2 separate regions of the Mus musculus genome follow, and region 2 is linked to region 1. The links are chromatin loops, found by intact Hi-C in ENCODE. Cell type or tissue: heart. All regions are shown on one strand. Each heading gives the region's core, and the rest is flanking DNA. Links, peaks and the distances in the headings are about the cores only. Region 1 overlaps Prkcz (protein kinase C, zeta). Region 2 holds the start of Cfap74 (cilia and flagella associated protein 74).

Region 1 (4,392 bases), core at 111-4,110:
TGCAGAATTACACTATGCAGGTCATCACAGAGGTTGGAACAAACAGCGAGTAGTTTTGACACTGTGTCTCCAGCAGCATCCTGACTGACAGAGGGCAGGGCTGTGGTAAGTGCAGGTACACAGGCAGCAAATTCCGATCTCCTTTTCCAACACTTTGCATGTGTGTGGGGTGGGCTAGGGAGGGTAGTAGGTAGGTAGGTATTTGCACCATTCCCAGTAGGGCACACTCCAGATGTGCCTCAGGCTTGACATGATAAATAAAGCTGCATCCAAGGACAGATACAAGTCACAGCTGAGAGATGGCAGGTGTTAATTTCCAACATCGGGTCTCCACTCCTGGCCCTAGAACAACTTCTGGTCAGTTCGATGAAAGTGTCTGAAGCTGCTGCAGGTGCTACCACATCGTTCCACTCAGCCGGCAAAATGGAGCCTGATCCTCGAGGTGGTAGTAGAATGCTTGCTGCTGTGACCTAGGGGTTTCAGTGCTCTGGACCTGGCCGTTACACTGCCACTTCTGCTTTGTCGCTTAGATGGAGTGTGGCCTAGAAGCTTCCTCGTCCCCCAAACATCGGAGGGAGCGGTGGCATATCTTATCCTGAGTTTCTGGGACATTAAATTAAGAAATAAATGTGACCTCGTAGCTTGGTTTTGCTTTGTACAGCTATCCTCGGGGACATTCTGAGGTTTTTCTGCTTAGACTTCTGCCATTCATTCATTCATTCATTCATTCTACATAGCTTAACAGTGTCCCCCAAGGGCTGGGCTGGCGATGCCAGGGGACAATAGGGAGAACAGTCTCCTGAACTGTCCCTTGTTAAGATGAAGTCAGGTAAAAACACAAGGCAGACCCCTCTCACATAGACAGGTGATTTAGGATTCCAACTCAGGGTTAGCATCTTTAGCCACTGTGGAGGATCCAAGACACTAGGCAGGGTAGCACCAATGAGGGACCCCCCATGGTAAGACTCAGACACTAGATGGGATGACTATGGCAGTGGAGGGTGGCTGAGGGTCCATAGGAGGAGGGGCAGGAGGACTGAAGGCCATGAGAGTTGTAGCCTGTTAGGCTAACTAGGAAGACCTTGCTGGACAAACCAGCTACTGATGACTGAAGGGAGATGAAGCACACATGATGGATGAAGGAGGAGAGGTATAGGAGTAACAGGATAAGGCAGCCATGAGGGTAGTGGGCAAGGCAGCCGTGATGGGTAGTGGGCAAGGCAGCTGTGATAGGTAGTGGACCAGGCAGCCATGATGGGTAGTGGGCAAGGCAGCCATGATGGGTAGGGAGGATGTGGCAGCTCAGTGCTGTGTGGAGAGGACGCTGCAAGTGATGAGGGGGAACAAAGTAGGCATGAGATACAGAAGGATGAGAGAGCCTTTCAGGAGTTAACTCTGTAAAACCTAAGGAGTTAATCCATTGAAACCTAATTGTGACCTATTTTCTGTTCCAATTAAGTTGAAGGTCCTTTGCCAAGTTAAATGGGATCACGTGCAAAGGAGCAGAAAAATCTTGAAACTCGCCTTCACATTAAAAGAGATGCTCGCTAAGGATACCTGTGAGTGTGAAGGCAGGGCTCAGGGCTGTGTACCTCCACCGCTGGGTATAACACAACCTGCTTTGCACCTGCTTGTCCAAGCTAAGGGTTCCTTTTCATCCTCCCTGTGACTATGGGGTATCCATAGACTTCAGCCGCTTGCTGAGGGCAGCCTATGGCCCAGCTGGCTCACCAACACCTCCAGCCTTTCCTGGGCTTAGTGTTATTTTGCTGTGGTAAAAGTTATTTTGCAAAAACTATTGGAAAATCTGCCACATGGAGAGACAGCGCTGGATGCCGAGGGCTCTACTGAGGCAGAGATTCTGTGTGCTGTTTCCTTTGTTATGCCCGGCGGTCACCAGCTGCCAGTGGGATTTGGTCTCTGTTTCTGCTCAGCAGCCCCACCTGGTGGCTCTTCACCATGTCTGCCTTATTGGCCTGTGGGGTACTGAGGCCCTCCCTGCCTTGGTTTAGTATCTAAATACCATGTCTTCTCTTACTTGGCCATATATGAAGTCAGGTTCTATGAACAGTAACCACAGCAACAACAATACAAGAGCTTGCAAGTGGTTTACACACCTGCTTCTCCGGAAGAGTAAACAGAACGCGGAGACCCATGTGGCAATACAGGAACCTTACTTAGTCCCTACCCCTGGAGCTTGGAAGCCTCTTGGTTCAGAGAATAGCAAATGGGCAAACCTGACTTGTGGGGAATGGGGGACAGAACAGAGGGCCGGGCGTGGCTCTGTGGTCGGGTCCAGTAAGTAGCACCATTCCTCAACACTGCTGCTCAGTGTCTGACCACAGATCAGCCAGCTCAAGTGTCTGCTAAAGTATCCAGTAAGATTTCTTTACCCCACCCCACCCCCAAACTGTGGGGCTGGAACCCTGAGGCAGTCCACTCCACAAGCTTATATAAGGAAGGAGCCACAGGTCCTACAGTTTGGCCAAACAGAAGGATGGTGGTCAATAGGTCAGCTCCTTCACTGAACTCCTCCTCCTCCTCCGTCTCTTGCCTTTCTGTGCCCCATCAGTGTCCCACGCTCGTGACACTAATACAGAGGCAGCTGGGGTGCTCATAGCCCACCTGGGTAGAGGAAGATCGATCCCACGTATATCCTGTCCACTGGAATGTCATACCAGGGAGTAAGACTTTCCCGATACGTGACTCCCCATCCTGCCTGGACCTGGTGAGTGTTCTTCACATCCTTATGTCTGACTTTCTTCACTTTTGAAATGAGAGAAAAGTTCACTTTGTAAAGAGAGATTAGAGAGCTACATGTTGTAGAGAGGTTTTCTGGGAGCCTGCAGGGACCTCTGGGTTGAAGTTACTATCCTTCCAACCTTCAGGTCCTCCTAGTGGCACTCGACATCTTGCATCTGATTGTGATTGTGACATCTGAGATTTTTTTGTTGTTAATGACATTTTTGTTTCATTTTTAGTTTGAGATAGGGTCTCCCTGTGTGGCCCAGGAAGATCTTGTCTCCACTCCCCCAAAACAACACACCACCTCCCCAGCACCCCTTGTCAACTTGACACAAATAATATCTCATGTTCACATGAAACAATAACAAGGTTGTAAATACGCCTAACATGATATAACTATCCCTCGTACAATCGCAAACGCATTAGTAAATTTACAATGGGCATTCATATTACTTTATAATCCTCGTTTCTGCAACTGGTTACGTGGCCTTAATTGGTATTTATAACTACCTTCCTCTACTACCCATTCTGTATTTCCTTCACCTTCAGCCAGCACCTCAGCAGGTCTTGGCTCTTTTCCTGGAGGATTGACCCATACCTTCATTCCTGATGGGTCTGTGTCCTTTGTCATCCTGCTTGGACTAGGCTGTTGTAGTTTCCCATTGACTTTAATCACAGGACATGGTAGTACTTTTATATTTATATTTTTACTTATTTGTACTTTTATATTTTTTGAGATATTCTAGTTTTGTTTTCTCTGTATAGGTGTTTTGTTTGTATGTATGCATGTATGTATGTATGTATGAATGACTGTGTACCGTGTGTATTTGGTGCCATAGGAGGCCAGAAGAGGGAGTCATCCTCTGGAACTGGTTTGTCAGACAGATGTCAGCCCCCATGTGGGTCCTGAGAACTGAACCCAGGTCTTCTAGAAGAGCAGTCAGTGCTCTTAACCCTGAGTCTCTCCAGCTCCCCACCTCCCTCAGAACATTTTTTAAACTTTAGACGACATCTCAAAAAAGGTTTAATTCATTTTCTGTGTTCCATTCCAAACGCTGGTGTGATTCTCACACGATATAAGAAATGTAAAACCGCATATTGGCCAAGTCTGCCACGTGGAGGGAGGGTATTGAGGACCCTTCTTATTCGCCTGTTTCCCCTTCCCAGACGCCTCCCCTGCAGCTCTGCTGGTTTACCTGTTCTTGCATTAGTTCCCCTGATGAGTCATTCATCCCTCCGTTCTAGCTCGGCTGTCTGTACAGTGTGCTGTGCCATTTCTACAGAGACTCACCTGGGTCGGCAAGATCCAGGGCCCAAAATGTCAGGTCCACTAGGCTTTCCTGTAGAAAGAGGTTGTAGTGGGTCCTGACCTGCTAGTGAGCTGTCCGGTGTTTCTGTTCTGAGCCTCTTTCCCCAGCCCTGGCCACTCCCTTCCCCAGCCCTGGCCACTCCCTTCCCCAGCCCTGGCCCCTCCCTTCCCCTGCTCTGGCCCCTCCCTTCCCCTGCTCTGGCCCCTCCCTTCCCTTGCTCTTGCCACTCCCTTTCCCAGAGTTGGTCTAGTTGTGCTCACTTGTTCTAGATCTAGACCAGGACTCCAGGAGGAGGAATTGAAAGCCCTAACCCAAGCCTGAGGCTCAGCCAGGGTGA
Region 2 (4,392 bases), core at 240-4,239, 88 kb before region 1:
ATTCAGGCCCATACTTACATACTTCCTGTCCCCCAACGCTTAGCAGCAAACTGCACTTGGTATAACCCTAGATTTGTCTTTCTCTTCTTTTCAGTCTCACAGCACCTTGAGGCTCGTCCTTATGAATTAGGACTTGGTTGTCCTGCATCAGCAAAGCTGTGTGACCTTCTTGGAAACCAGAGAGGGTGTGTCTACTTTCTTGGCTTTTCATTTTCTGTCTAAAGCTGCCTTTGCCCCTTGGCACCTGACTTCATCTAACGTGTTCAAATCTGCAGTGTTAGCTGAGCCCGACCTGCCGTAGCCTTTGGTGATCTCTCCTGCCTCCCTCTTCCAATGAGATGACCCAAGATAGTTCTTCCATCTCAAAGGAAGCTGATGGGCCGCCTCAGTTCCTCTTAGCCATGGAACGTTATGTTTTTACTGGTTCGGAGGATTGGGACGTTGGGTGTCCCTGGGGCCACTGTACTGCCTGTTCTATCTTTTCTTCTGAGAGGACAGCCCTCTCCTTAGAGAGGGCTGCAGAAACTCTCACTTGTCACAGGAGTTTTCCAGGGTTGCCATAACAAAGTGCTCCAACTTGAATTCTTTACACAACAGAAATGTATTCTGTCAGTCTTGAAGCTCGTCTTATTTATTTTAAAGACAAGAAGGGGAGGGCTTCAAGCTGGGTGTGGTGGCACAGGCCTTTTAGTCCCAGCACTCGGGAAGCAGACGTAGGTACATCTCTGAGTTTGAGGCCAGCCTGGTCTGCAGAGCAAGTTCCAGGACAACCAGGACCATACAGAAAAACCCTTTCTCAAAAACCAATCAAACCATTAACAAAAACTACTGTTCAGGAATAAATTTCTAATCTAAGATAAGCAAAGGTGTGCGGTTACACACGAGGAGAAGTGAGAATCACGGGTTTGTTCATAGTTAACCAGGAGAGGAGGGTACTATGTTATGGGTGAAGACAAGATTCTATTTATTGGCTTGGGTGGGCTTTTGATAAATTGTTTGATAATCAGTTCTTAAATTGTACACAAGAAGGTAGGCATCATTTGTTTGAAGACAATATTCATCAATGAATACCTGAGCAGTCTACTCATTACCTAGCTCACATTACTTACTAGTCCACTCATTACTTGGCCCACAGCACACCTTCATTCAGGGTGTATTTTGCTAAGCATTTTTACCCAGATAAGGGAGTCATTTTATGGAAAAATCAAGCTAAGGAGGCCTATCCACTTGCAATGAAGGGTTTTGTATTTAAAGCCAGGCTGGAACAGCGGGAGGTGACTCTTACTTTCAGCTCTCAGACTGATGCCTGGCTCTTCACCAGCAGGATTGATGCTGACGCTTCATAGGCTGTGGTAACCACGTGACTCACCGCCACGTGTCCACGCAGAAAAGTTACCCCTTGTTCAGCGCATCCTCAGTGCAGCCCCAAGGCTGAAGTCGCCAGTACCCACCTCTCTGGGCAGCCCAGTGATGTCCCTCAGCGATGAGACTTCAGCAAAGGTCCCCCAAGAGTGGGCTGCACTGTTGGCAAACCTCCTCAGGAACGGCTCCTCGGTGGTGGTCCCTCAGCAGCAACAACCTCTCAAGAATGGTCCCTGGCGACTGCCCCTTAGCAACAGCTCCTCACAAATGACCCCTAGAAAGTGGTCCAGTAACTAGGTCGCCTCCCAGAAACAGATCCTCGGCGACGGTTCCTCAGCACTGGCCCCCGCAGAATCAGTTCCTTAAGCCGCTAGACCATGGCCTCTTAACGGCCCGACTGCCCCCAGCCACCGTGGGTCTGAGGCTGCGTAGTTTGGGCGCGCAGCTCCATGGCAACGGAAGGCTGCTTTGGGGTAGCGGGCGGGGCTGAGGCTGCGGAGGGAGAGCTTGTGCGCAGGCGTAGTGCAACAGCGGGGGTAAAGTGGGACGAGCATCGCGGAGGGCAGAGTCAAAGCTGACTGTTGCCCAGACGATTCTCCTGGAGACTGGGGCAGGTGCTCGAGAACTTGTCTAAAGCCAGTTGAAACTTGGGTCAACTGCTTACTTAAAAGACCATTTACGCAGAAGTTAGGATCTCCTGCGTCTCTTGGATCTGAATTCTGGCTCTCCCAGGGCTTTGCAGCCTGTGTTGTGCCCTCTAGGTGGTGACATCTGACTCCTCTGGATAACTCACAGGACTCTTTGGATTGTTTTTGGTCGTTTAAGTTGGCGTGGTCACTAGTCCGGGCAGGAGGTGGGCTCAACAGTGGACAGGACATGTTCCCTTTCCTCAGAGTCGCAGGGATGACTGGCAACTCCTGTAGTTTTGTCTTGGAGATGGAGAACCTTCAGCGTTAAGAAGTCCTCAAAATAATACAGAGCCTGTGGAAATGTCAGTGGAGATTGGTGGGGGGTACCTCTGCACTCCCTTCAGATACTTTGCCTGTGAAATACCACTGCAATACTGTATAGGTGTGTGTGTGGCTGGGGATCGAACCCAGGTGTTCTATAAGTTTAGAGCTTTGTGTATGGAAGCCGGATGTCCTAGTAAAGCAATTTGGGAAAGATAGCCAGTTGGTTTGTAACCTTTAGCTGAGGGAGAATGTGAACTGGGCCTCCTACTCTGGGTTGACCCTGGTATATGGCTGAGCAGAGAGGGTTGTGAAGTAACCATATCCAATACTAATATTTGTGGTATGAAGTATAATCCCCACTATAGTAAAATAAGTGAATAAATTGGTCTTCTCTTTCACGTTGCCTCAAATATTTGTTTACAGGGACAAAACTCTGACTAACACATGTAATTTTCTCTGGGGTATACTATACTCCTCTGTTAGGCTGGCCAAGCCTGTCAGGTATACATTAGGTTTGCCTCCCTTCCACTTTTTTTGTTTTGTTTTGTTTTTTGAGACAGGGTTTCTCTGTGCAGCCCTGGCTGTCCTGGAACTCACTCTGTAGACCAGGCTGGCCTCGAACTCAGAAATCCACCTGCCTCTGCCTCCCAAGTGCTGGGATTAAAGGCGTATGCTACCATGCCCGGCTCCCTTCCACTTTTATCTCAATATGCCAGTTGGGAATCAAGAACCAAAGGATTTCTCAGTTCAATTCTTCTTCTTCTTCTTCTTCTTCTTCTTCTTCTTCTTCTTCTTCTTCTTCTTCTTCTTCTTCTTCTTCTTCTTCTTCTTCTCCTCCTCCTCCTCCTCCTCCTCCTCCTCCTCCTCCTTCTTTCCTCCTCCTTTTCTTCTTCTTCTCCTTCTCCTTCTTCTCCTTCTTCTTCATCTTCTTCCTTCTTCGATCTCTCCAGCCCCTCTCAGTTCAATTCTTTTTCCTCTGCTAATCAATCCAAGATGCCTACTAAATTTCTGGTGTACCTAGTTCTATCCCACGACTTTGAACTAGAGGACATGGGCTGACACCATTGGTGCAAGAAATGGTCTGAGAGAGATGACTGCAGGGGATTTGGAAATGGGTTACTCACTGTCTGTTTGGCAACGAGGAGCCCTGCCTAAGCAGCATGTGAATTCCTTGTCTTAAGGAAGCAGCTCATCTGTGAGACTTTTACCAGCAACAAATTGGAGTGGTAATTCCACTCCACCTGTAATTCAGTTGTATTAATACCCTACAGAGGGATCATGAAAAGTTGGAGGTCAGTAGGATGCTAACACTGCTGTGAAATCAGGTGTTGTCTTGGTAGTTGGTAGGAGCCTGATCTCTCACAGCGAAAGCAAAAGACAAGCAAAGCCCGAGTAGGCTATTGAACAGGCTTTACCAAAACTAGGCCACAGTCCTAACCTGTGGACAGTACCTGGGCCTGTGCGGTGGGCACTCACTGACACCCTTGTGTCCTTGAGTGTACGGCTGTCCAGACTCTGAAATGACTTCAGAGCATTCCAAGGTAACTCCTGCCTTACTAGGAAGAGATAGCACCCCAAAATGTTCACGAAGACACAGTAGAGGTTTCTGCCCAGGGGTAACAAGATTCCCTTTGGTGCCTTATTTTAGCTCCTCTCCTGGTTGCCATGAGGCCAATAAGCATCGAAATATTCTCTAGACAACTAATAAATAAAATCCACGGGGCTGCTGACTTGTACTGAACTCCCACACCCCAACCGACCAGATCAAACTGGAGCGATTCACACATCACCACAAAGAGCAGGGTGTTTATTTGACCTGAGAAACTGGGAAAGCAATGTGATAGCCAAGGAGTTTTACAAGTATCAAGGCAAATAAATCAGGAAATGTCACACCAACACAAAATAAACAAACTGTGATGGTTTGTATGTGCCTGGCTCAGGGAGTGTGGCCTTGTTGGAGTAAGTGTGTCTTTTTGGGCGTGGGCTTTAAGACCCTACTCATAGCTTCTAGCTCACTAGCAGCCCTCAGATGAAGATGTAGAACTTTCATCGATGCCTGCACCATGCTTGCCTGGAT

The links. Peaks named below come from ENCODE experiments on the same cell type or tissue, not always from the same donor. Only the 100,000 strongest peaks of a DNase experiment are listed, where the experiment ranks them.
Region 2: it touches region 1 in a loop (3-fold over the local background); 5 of 42 quality-filtered maps call a loop at or near these places.

Annotation. Positions count from the first base shown.
Region 1 is chr4:155,318,295-155,322,686 of GRCm38, reverse strand. All of the region lies in intron 4 of Prkcz (protein kinase C, zeta), which reads left to right. Among named protein-coding and RNA genes, the nearest start is that of Prkcz, 41 kb to the left of the region's middle. In heart, for the core only: a CTCF peak has its summit at 1,955 (motif pointing left); no DNase peak of the experiment used is centred there; H3K27ac peaks cover 217 bases; H3K27me3 peaks cover 698 bases.
Region 2 is chr4:155,406,630-155,411,021 of GRCm38, reverse strand. It overlaps Cfap74 (cilia and flagella associated protein 74), which reads right to left and starts at 1,782. Exons shown (of 39, transcript NM_001368738.1): 1 at 1,452-1,782. The region is part of intron 2 of 5830444B04Rik (RIKEN cDNA 5830444B04 gene); the gene reads left to right. In heart, for the core only: a CTCF peak has its summit at 2,101; DNase peaks (open chromatin) are centred at 1,371 and 1,821; H3K4me3 peaks cover 1,419 bases; H3K27ac peaks cover 439 bases.